Linked DNA regions of Homo sapiens: region 2 is linked to region 1. Evidence: read pairs that join two places in POLR2A ChIA-PET (ENCODE). Cell type or tissue: Caco-2. All regions are shown on one strand. Links, peaks and the distances in the headings refer to the core of each region. The heading gives the core; the rest is flanking DNA.

What was found. ChIA-PET counts read pairs that join two places held together with the same protein. Peaks named below come from ENCODE experiments on the same cell type or tissue, not always from the same donor. Only the 100,000 strongest peaks of a DNase experiment are listed, where the experiment ranks them.
Region 2: POLR2A ChIA-PET joins it to region 1 with 6 read pairs; 4 of 35 experiments call an interaction of 5 or more read pairs at or near these places.

Annotation. Positions count from the first base shown.
Region 1 is chr11:73,552,674-73,558,055 of GRCh38, forward strand. All of the region lies in intron 1 of FAM168A (family with sequence similarity 168 member A), which reads right to left. Among named protein-coding and RNA genes, the nearest start is that of FAM168A, 43 kb to the right of the region's middle. RefSeq lists a silencer at 1,027-1,251. In Caco-2, for the core only: no CTCF peak of the experiment used is centred there; a DNase peak (open chromatin) is centred at 2,528.
Region 2 is chr11:73,639,759-73,645,140 of GRCh38, forward strand. It overlaps the pseudogene LOC100419713. Among named protein-coding and RNA genes, the nearest start is that of PLEKHB1, 4.1 kb to the right of the region's middle. In Caco-2, for the core only: no CTCF peak of the experiment used is centred there; no DNase peak of the experiment used is centred there.

The DNA.
Region 1 (5,382 bases), core at 288-5,287:
AGGCCAGGCGTGGTGGCTCATGCCTGTAATCTCAACACTTTGGGAGGCCAAGATGGGTGGATCCCTTGAGGTCAGAAGTTCAAGACCAGCCTGGCCAACATGGCAAAACCCCATCTCTACCAAAAATACAAAAATTAGCCTGGTGTGGTGGCACACAACTGTAATCCCAGCTACTCGGGAGACTGAGGCAGGAGAAACACTACAACCCAGAAGGCAGAGGTTGCAGTGAGCCGAGATCGCGCCACTGCATTCCAGCCTGGGTGACAGAGTGAGATTCTGTCTCAATCAATCAATCAATCAATCAATAAAGGATGCATGACTGAAGGAATGAATTTAATTTATCATACAATTTTACAAAGTAGCCATTCAATAATATATTGTTTTATAAATTAATTAATCCTATCAAGCCCATATGATAAGAAAGGGAGTTATTATTATGGCCCTTTTTACAGATAATAAACAGAGTCCCAGAGAGATCAAAGGTTAAGGTCAGCCAGGTAGAGCAGGAATTAGAATCCCTTTGGTCTCTCAGAAACTAATTCTAGATTTTTTTTCAACGAGACCTTAATCCCTCCCACATTTTAAATATTACCTAAGGGATTGGTCAAGTTTTTCAAGTCTCTATGGTTTCAAGAAGGGCCCTCAAAGTCAGAAGATGCTACCAATAAATGATGGAAGGGTGAAGAAAGACCATGACCAAATGAGAAGTTCAGTATCTCTTCTTTGGGAAAGAAGGAATAAAGACCTGATTTCATCTGGCCTGAGCATAGAGAAAGCAATTAAGTCTGACTAATAAGAGGATAAAGCCCTCACTGTAAACAAATGAGGATGGAGGACACTGAGAGGATCAAATATGAAAGGCAGTATGGGGAGTTAGAGCCACTCGTCTACTCCTGTAAAGAGCATGACTACTCACAGTCTTTCTAGCGGGTAGTCACTCTTTCATTTAACAAATACTTAGTCCCTGCAATGATCTAGGATAATAACTCAACAGTGTATATCAAGAGCCTTTAAAAAGTTATACCTGGCCGGGCGCAGTGGCTCATGTATGTAACCCTAGCACTTTGGGAGGCCAAGGCAGGCAGATGGATTGAGCCTAGGAGTTCAAGACCAGCCTGGGCAACATGGTGAAACCCTACAAAAAATAAAAATAAAATTAAAAAAAATTAGCCAGGTGTGGTGCCGTGCACTTGTAGTGCCAGCTATTCAAGAAGCTGAGGTGGGAGGATAGTTTGAGCCCAGGAGGCGGAGGTTGCAGTGAGCTGAGATTGTGCCACTGCACTCCAGTCACTGCACCCCAGCCTGTGTGACAGAGCCAGACCCTATCTCAAAAAAATAAAAATAAAAATAAATTATACCTTCACTCCAATTACCCTATTCCTATTTATCCTAAGAAAACTACCAAAAAAATAAAGACTGAGGCCAGGCGCAGTGGCTCACACCTGTAATCCCAGCACTTTGGGAGGCCAAGGTGGGAGGATCACTTGAGCCAGGAGTTCGAGACCAGCCCGGGCAACACAGGGAGAACCCATCTCCACAAAAAACAAAATTTTAAATTAGCTGGGCATGGGGTGTTCGCCTACAGTCCCAGCTACTTGGGAGGCTAAGACAGAAGATCTCGAGCCCAGGAGTTTGAGGCTGCAGTGAGCTGTGATCACGCCACTGCACTCCAGCCTAGGTGACAGACCCAGACCCTGTCTCAAAAATAGAAAATGCTTATGATATAATGTTAAATTAAAAAATACTCCAAAAGACTACCTATAGTATGATCTTAATTATATAAAATAAATAGAAAAAAAACTTCAAAAAAGCCTAAATGCTGAGTTTTAAAAGTAATCTCTGCATGGCAGAATATAGAGCGATATTATTTGCCAAGTTTTCTAGTTTTTCCATAACAGGCATTTTTCCAAAAAACAAGGTGAAGGAGATTTTAGGACAAAAAATGAATATATAAAATGCCATCAGGATTAATTAAGATCATTAGAATCTCTGCTAGGTGAGAAACATATTAGAGGCATATTATTTTTACACAAAAAGATTATGTTAATCCTACTGAGAATTGACACAAATGCAAGGGTGAAATACAATGGGAGAGCAATAAAGAGGAAATCCCATCAGACTCCCAGGAGGTCACTTTCATTTCAGAATGTCTGTCATCAGCAAAGCCAAGTTCAATGAGTAAAGAGAGAAATGAAACTTGATGGGTGAAGAAGATGGCAAGCTAAGACCCACTGCTAAAATCCATAAGTTCCTCAAGATCATGGAACCTGTCAATTACCATATAGCGTGACAAAGGCCATGGAAGGAAGGCAGCAGCAGGAATGTGGCAAAGTCAAGAGAAGGTCAAGGTAGCCTTTGTTGAAGATGACTAATTTAAAGGAGAAAGACATTAGCCTAGAGGAAAAGGGCATTCTAGGAAAAAGGGAGAGCCTAGAGAATAGAAACAGCTTAACATGCCTTGGGAAATGACATGTATTTCAGTGTTGCTAGAGTCCAAAGTGCAAGGCAGGCTGTGGTGAAAGATGTAGTTGCAAAAGTCATCAGGGGCCTGTCTCAGAGGACCTGAATATCTGGTCTACCATTAAGCCAAGCAGCTATACATGAGTCAGTCAACAAGGGTACCATTCCAGTAGAAGAGAGAGTTAGGCAGCATTATAATAAAGATAAGTGATGGGTGGTTAGAGCAGAAGAGGAACACCCAATCCAGCCTGGGGGCTCATGAAAGGCCTCTAAGAGAAAATGCCAAAGTAAGGCACAAAGGAAAAATGGGGCTAAGGTCCCAGCACTTTGGGAGGTCGAGGCGGGTGGATCTCTTGAGGTCAGGAGCTCGAGACCAGCCTGGCGAACATGGCGAAACCCCATCTCTACTAAAAATATAAAACAAATTAACTGGGCGTGGTCATGGGCGCCTGTAAAACCAGCTACTTGGATGGTTGAGGCAGAAGAATTGCTTGAACCCGGGAGGCAGCGGTTGCAATGAGCCAAGATCTCACCACTGCACTCCAGCCTGGGTGACAGAGTAAGATTCCATCTCAAAAAAAAAAAAAGAGAAAATGGGGCTAAGGGCTGCAACGTCCAAAGTGAGGACACACAGTTGATACCTGGCCTAATCATAAACTCAGCAAATCAGAGAACTAGTGCCTGGCAAGGCTTCCAAAGAGGGAACCATTCTTATCAACAGAATGTAACCTCCAAGGACCTTGTTAGTCTTGTTCACTGCCAGGCTTCTAATACTAAAAATAGTGGGCATAAAGAAGCTGCTCTATAAATATTTGTGGAAAAAAAGAAAAAGAGAAAGGAAGGCTTGCTGTTATATTAAAAAGCAATGGGGCTGGTAAGCTCCAACCCAGTGTCATGCCAAAGACAAAAGAACAACAAAAAAAGCAATGGGGCTGGGTATAGTGGCTCACACTGTAATCCCAGCATTTTGGGAAGCAGACGCAGGAGGATCATTTGGGCCAGGAGTTCAAGAACAGCCTGGGCAACATAAGTGAAACCCTGGTTCTACCAAAAAAAATTTTTTTAATTAGCCAAGTGTGGTGATACATGCCTGTAGTCCTAGCTGGTTGGGAGGCTGAGGCAAGAGGATGGCTTGTGCCTAAGAATTCGAGGTTGCAATAAGCTATGATCGTGCCACTGCAGTCCCTCCTGGATGACAAAGTGAGAATTGTCACTTTTAAAAAAAAAAAGGCAGTGAGAACCCATTCCCTCCATCCCACCACTAGCAAATTAATAATAATAATAATAATTTAAATAATTAAATAAAATAAAAAGACAAATCCTATATGATTCTACCTATATGAGGTACTCAGAGTCATCAAAATCACAGAGACAGAAGATCGAATGGGGATTGTCAGGGGGGTAGGGAGAATGGGGCAATAGGGAGTTTGTGTTTAATGGGTAGAGAAATTTCAGATCTGTAAGATAAAGAGTTTTAGAGATAGTTGACAGTGATGGTCACACAACATTATGAATGTATTTAATACGCTAAACTATACACTTTCAAAAAATTGAGATGATAAATTTTATGTTATATGTATTTTACTGCAATAAAAAAAAATTGAGGGCCAGGTGCAGTGGCTCACGTTGGTAATCCCAGCACTTTGGAAGGCCAAGGCAGGAGGATCGCACAAGGCTAGGAGTTCAAGGACAGCCTGGCCAACATGGCAAAACCCTGCCTCTACTAAAAAAAAAAAAATACAAAAATTGACCAGGCATGGTGGCACGCACCTATAATCCTAGCTACTTGGGTGGCTGAGGCACAAGAATCACCTGAACCCAGGAGGCAGAGGTTGCAGTGAGCCAAGATCACACCACTGCACTCCAGTCTGGGCAACGGAGCAAGACACTGTCTCAAAAAAAAAAAGAGGAAAAAAAGCAATGGGAAATTCACAACCGCCAAAAGGTGGAAGCAACTCAAGTGTCTGTTGATGGATGAATGGATCAAAAAAATGTGGTATATACATACAATGGAGTATTATTCAGACTTAAAAAGGAAGGAAATTCTGACACGTACCAAAACATGATGAACCTTGAAGATATTATGCTAAGTGAATTAAACCAGTAATAAAGGACAAACACTATTATTCTACTCATATGAGATACACAGAACAATCCAATTCATGGAGACAAAGTTGAATGGTGGTTGCCAGGAGCTGGGGTAGGGGAGAAATGAGAGTTACTGTTTAAGACAATAGTGCCACCACTCCTGGCTAAGTTTTTTTTTTTTAATTTTTAGCAGGGATGGGGTCTTACTATGTTGCCTAGGCTGGTCTTGAACTCCTGAGCTCAAGCGATCCTCCTGCCTTGGCCTCCCAAAGTGCTGGGATTATAGGCATGAGCCACCATCTCTGGCCAAAATTAAGTTATTAATTTAAAAATCCTGTATTCATGAATTGGAAATTTTAATATTGTTAAGATGTCACCTCCAAAGCAATCTACAGATCTTATCAAAAGTCCAAAAACCTCTTTTTGTAGAACTGGAAGAGCCAGTCCTCATATTCACATGGAATTGCAAGAGGCCACAAACAGCAAAAATAATCTTGAAAAAGAACAACAAAGTTGGAAGACTCACACTTTCCAATTTCAAAATTCACTATAAAACTATGGTAATCGATACAGCATGGTACTCGCATAAGGACAGGTATATAGACCAATGGAACAGAATCACAAGTCTAGAAATAAATCCATACATCTCTGGCCAATTAATTTTCAACCAACATGCCAAGACTAATCACTAATCAATGAGAAAAGAAAAGTTTCTTCAACAAATGGTGCTTGGACAACTGAATATCTACAGGCAGAAGAATGAAGCTGGACCCCTACCTCAAACCACATATAAAACTTAATTCAAAATTAAAGACCTAAATATAAGGGATACAA
Region 2 (5,382 bases), core at 147-5,146, 87 kb after region 1:
GCCCAGGCTGGAGTGCAGTGGCGGGGTCTCGGCTCACTGCAACCTCCACCACGAATCTGTACCATGGACAAACCTAGAAGATGCTGCAGCAGAGTTCTTTTTTTTTTTTTTTTCTAATGAGACAGTCTCACTTACTCTGTTGCCCAGGCTGGAGTGCAATGGTGCGATCTCGGCTTGCTGCAACCTCTGCCTCCCAGGCTCAAGCAATTCTCCTACCTCAGCCTCCTGAGTAGTCTCCTGAGTAGCTGGGATTACAGGCATGCACCACCACGCCCAGCTAATTTTTGTATTTTTAGTAGAGACGAGGTTTCATCATGTTGGCCAGGCTGGTCTCAAACTCCTTACCTCAAGTGATCCACCTGCCTCAGCCTCCCAAAGTGCTAGGATTACAGGCATGAGCCACCACCCCTGGCCCACTGCAACAAAATTCTATGGAGAAGTATCTGACAATGTAAGACTAAGATTTACTCTCCTGGGGAATTAATGGGAGAGAGTTAATGTGTGTTGTGATACTACATGTGTTAATAGTAATCTTGGTTTGGGGCAGAATTTTTCTGTTTGTTTGTTTATTTATTTATTTTGAGACAAGATCTCTTTTGCTCAGGTTGGAGTACAGTGGCGCTCTCATAGCTCACTGCTCCCTTGAACTCCTGGGCTCAAGCAATCCTCCTGCCTTAGCCTTCCCAGTAGCTAGGACTATAGGTGCATACCACCATGCCTGGCCTAAAGATAAAAGATGTGATAGCTTCCCTTGGAGAAGAGAACATGGGTAATAACTTAGAATCTGCAGGTGAAGAGAGTATTTATGACCAGACAAGAGGAGCCAGGAAGAAATTAATGTTGAAAAGTCAAGTGTACATTTAAACATCCCAGATGGGAGAAAAATCAATTCTACATCAACATTGCTAAAGAAGAAAACAGAAAAGCCAAGACAGATCAGGTGAAAAATCTTCAGGCTGAGCAAACCTCGACTGAAAGTGCAGATCAAAATCTTCTGCAGAGAGGAAATGAAGTGACTGAACTTTGTCAAGACAAAGCAGTGTCGTCTCTTGAGAAATGATCTGTCTGGGAAGGTCATTATTGGAGCAAGAGGAAGAAAGTTCTGAAGCAAATGCCAAGATGAGCCTGTTATAAAGAGCTGAAGACCTTCAGAAAGCAAGTCAAAGACCTTGTAGCACAGTGCAACAGGATCATTTGTTCTTCTCAAAACCAAGTTATTTCCCTTGAACTAAAAGCTCATGATTGTTAGTTGAGAGTACAGGAGGCTGAAAGAAAGCTCCTCATCTCAAAACTAGAGATCACAAAGATGAGATAAAGAATAAAGAGGCTGGGCATGGTGGCTCACACCTGTAATCCCAGCACTTTGGGAGGCCGAGGTGGGTGGATCACCTGAGGTCAGGAGTTCAAGACCAGCCTGGCCAAAATGGCAAAACCCTGTCTCTATTGAAAATACAAAAATTAGCCAGGTGTGGTGGTGCGCACCTGCAGTCTCAGCTACTGAGGAGGCTGAGGCACGAGACTCACTTGAACCCAGGAGGCAGAGGTTGCAGTGAGCCGAGATCGCGCCGTTGCATTCCAGCCTGGGAAACAAAGCAAGACACTGTCTCAAAAAAACAAAAACCAAAGAATAAAGAAAACAGTGATTAAACTTGAGCTTCTAGAAGTCCTTATTCATCTGATGATCCAGATGGAGTATTGTTCAGGTAACATTTTCACCACCTCCCATCTCTAGACATGGGGTACCGTTTCCTCTAGACGGGAGGCTCTCAACACCCTCCCCTCAGATCTCCTTGTCTGCCAGGCCTTCCTCCTTCATTCCCAAACCTGGTGTTTCCAATTGATTCAAATTGGGAGTTAATGGAAGGAAGACATCCTCTTCTTCCCTGCATTAGTCAGGGCTCTCCGGAGCAACAGAAATAGTAGGAGATATATACATATACAAAGAGATTTATTTTAAGGGATTGGCTTATATGATTGAGGGGGCTGGCAAGTCTAAAATCTGCAGAGCAAGCTGGAAACTCTCAGGCTGGGGCTGAGGCTACAGTTCAATCCACAGGCAGAATTTCTTCCTTCTCAGGGAAACCTGTTTTGCTTGTTAGACCCTTCAACTGATTGGTGAGGCCCACCAATTATCAAAGATAATTTCCTTTACTTAACTTCAAATGATTGTATAGGTCAACCAAATCTACACAATATTTTTACAGCAACACCTAGATTAGTGTGTTAGATTGAGTAACTGGGGACTATAGCCTAGCCAGGTTGACACATAAAACTAACCATTACACTTCCTGGCTGGAGTGCAGTGGTGCATTCCATCTCCTGAGCTCAAGCGATCCTACCACCTCAGCCTCCTTCGTAGCTGGGACCACAGGTGCATACCACCACGCCCTAGCCTTAAAAAAAATTAGAAAAATATTTTATTAGTTTTAAAAACTTTTTACATCTCAACAACAAAAGCCAAATAACCCAATTAAAAAATGGACAAAAGATTAGAATAAACATTTCCCCAAAGAAGGTATACAAATGTCTAATAAGCACATGAAAAGATAACCAACATTGCCAGGCGCGGTGGCTCACGCCTGTAATCCCAGCACTTTGGGAGGCCGAGGTGGGCGGATCACAAGGTTAGGAGTTCGAGACCATCCTGGCTAACATGGTGAAACCCCATCTCTATTAAAAAATACAAAAAATTAGCCGGGCGCGATGGCGGGCGCCTGTAGTCCCAACTACTCAGGAGGCTGAGGCAGGAGAATGGCGTGAACCCAGGAGGCGGAGCTTGCAGTGAGCTGAGATCGCACCACTGCACTTCAGCCTGGGCTGAACAGAGCGAGACTCCGTCTCAAAAAAAAAAAAAACAAGATAACCAACATCATTCGTCATTAGGGTAATGCAAATAAAAAACACAAGGAGTGAATACTTAAGACAGACAATAACAAGTGTTGGCTAGGACATAGAAATATCGGAACTCTTAGAGGTTGTTGATGGGCGTGTAAAATGGTGCAATCACTTTGAAAATAATTTGACAGTTCCTCAGAATGTTAAACGTAGAGTTACCACATGACCCAGAAATTTCACACCCAAGAGAAAATAAAGCATATATATGTCCACACAAAAATGTGTACACAAATGTTCACAGCAGTATTATAATAGCTAAAGAGTAGAAATCACCCAAATATCTATCAACCAATGAATAGATAAATAAAACACGATATATCCATAAAATAGAATATTATTCATCAGTAAGAAGGAATGGGCCAGGCGCAGTGGCTCAGGCCTGTAATCCTAGCAGTTTGGGAAGCTGAGGAAGGAGGGCTGCTTGAGCCTAGGAGATGGAGACAAGCCTGGGCAACATAGCGAGACTCGGTCTCTGCCAAAAATACAAAAATTAGCCAGGTGTGATAGCATGTGCCTGTAGTCCCAGCTACTTGGGAGGCTGAGGTGGGAGGATTGCTTGAGCCAGAGAGGTTGAGGCTACAGTGAGATCGCACCATTGCACTCCAGCCTGGGTGACAGAGTAAGACCTTGTCTGAAAACAAAAACAAAAACAAAAACAAAAAACAAGGAATGAAATACTGATAACATGCTACAACCTGGATAAACTTTGAAAACATTATGCTAAGTGAAAGAAGCCAGTCACAAAGGGTCACACATTGCATGATTCCATTTATTTTTTAAAACTATTTATTTATTTAGAAACAAGGTCTCACTCTGTCACTGAGTCTGGAGTACAGCAGTGCAGTAACAGCTCACTATAACCTCAAACTCCTGGCCTCAAGAGATCCTCCTGCCTTCACCTCCCAAATCACTGGGATTATAGGTGTGAGCCAACTGCGCCTGGCCCATGATTCCATTTATATGAAATGGCCAGAATAGGCAAATCTGTACAGAAAGAAAGCAGATTAATTTTGCCAGGGACTTGGGGGGAAGACAGATTGGGAGTAACTGCTAAAGACTATAGGGTTTCTTTTCTTTTCTTTTTTTTTTTTTTTTTGAGATGGAGACTCGCTCTGTAGCCAGGCTGGAGTGCAATGGTGTGATCTCGGCTCACTGTAACCTCTGCTTCTCGGGTTCAAGTGATTCTCCTGCCTCAGCCTCCTGAGTAGCTGGGATTACAGGTGCGCGCCACCACGCCCAGCTAATTTTTGCATTTTTAGTAGAGACAGGGTCTCACCATGTTGGACAGGCTGGTCTCGAACTCCTGACCTCAGGTGATCCGCCACCCTTGGCCTCCCAAAGTGCTGGAATTACAGGCGTGAACTACCATGTCTGGCCTAGGGTTTCTTTTTAGGGTGATAAAAATGTTCTGAAGGCCAGGTGCGGTGGCTCACACCTGTAATCCCAGCACTTTGGGAGGCCGAGGCGGGCAGATCACGAGCTCAAGAGATCGAGACCATCCTGGCCAACATGGTGAAACTCCATCTCTAAAAATACAAAAATTAGCTGGGCATGGTGGTGCACGCTTGTAGTCCTAGCTACTCGGGAGGCTGAGGCAGGAGAATCACTTGAACCTGTGAGGCGGAGGTTGCAGTGAGCCGAGATCACACCACTGCACTCCAGCCTGGTGACAGGGCAAGACTCCATCAAAAAAAAAAAAAAAAATACCCACTGAATTTTTTACTTTAAAAGGGTGAATTTTATGGTAGGTGAATTACATCTCACTAAAATTATCACTTTGGCCGGGCGCAGTGGCTCACGCCTGTAATCCCGCTCTCAGGGAGGCAAGAGGCGGGAGGATAGCTTGAGCCCAGGAGTTCGAGACCTGCCTGGGCAATATGGCGAGACCCCGTTCTCCAGAAAAAGGAAAAAAAAAAAAAGACAAAAAAAAGCGTAAAATTATCACTTTAAAGTGTTTTCTTTTCTTTTTTTTTTTTTTTTTTTTTGAGACGGAGTTTAGCTCTTGTTGTCCAGGTTGGAGTGCAGTGGTGAAATCTCGGCTCACCACAATCTCTGCCTCCCGGTTCAAGCAATTCTCCCGCCTCAGCCTCCCTAGTAGCTGGGATTACAGGCATGTGCCACCACACCCAGCTAATTTTGTATTTTTAGTAGAGATGGGGTTTCTCCATATTGGTCAGGCTGGTCTCGAACTCCCGATCTCAGGTGATCTGCCCGCCTTGGCCTCCCAAAGTGCTGGGATTACAGGCATGAGCCACAGCGCCCGGCCATTTAAAATGTTTTCATAAGCACTTTTACTTTTGCTCAAATTGCATCTTGATATAAACTTCAAGTTTTTTAAAATAAAGATAATATAAATTATTCTCATTATATTATACTCTCTAGAAAATGTAAGTAGTAAATTTGAATTTGATGAGCCAGTCCACTATTTCCTAAACAATGTATTATCTGTGGGCTGTTCATTCACCAGGGACACTTGAAATGGCAAAA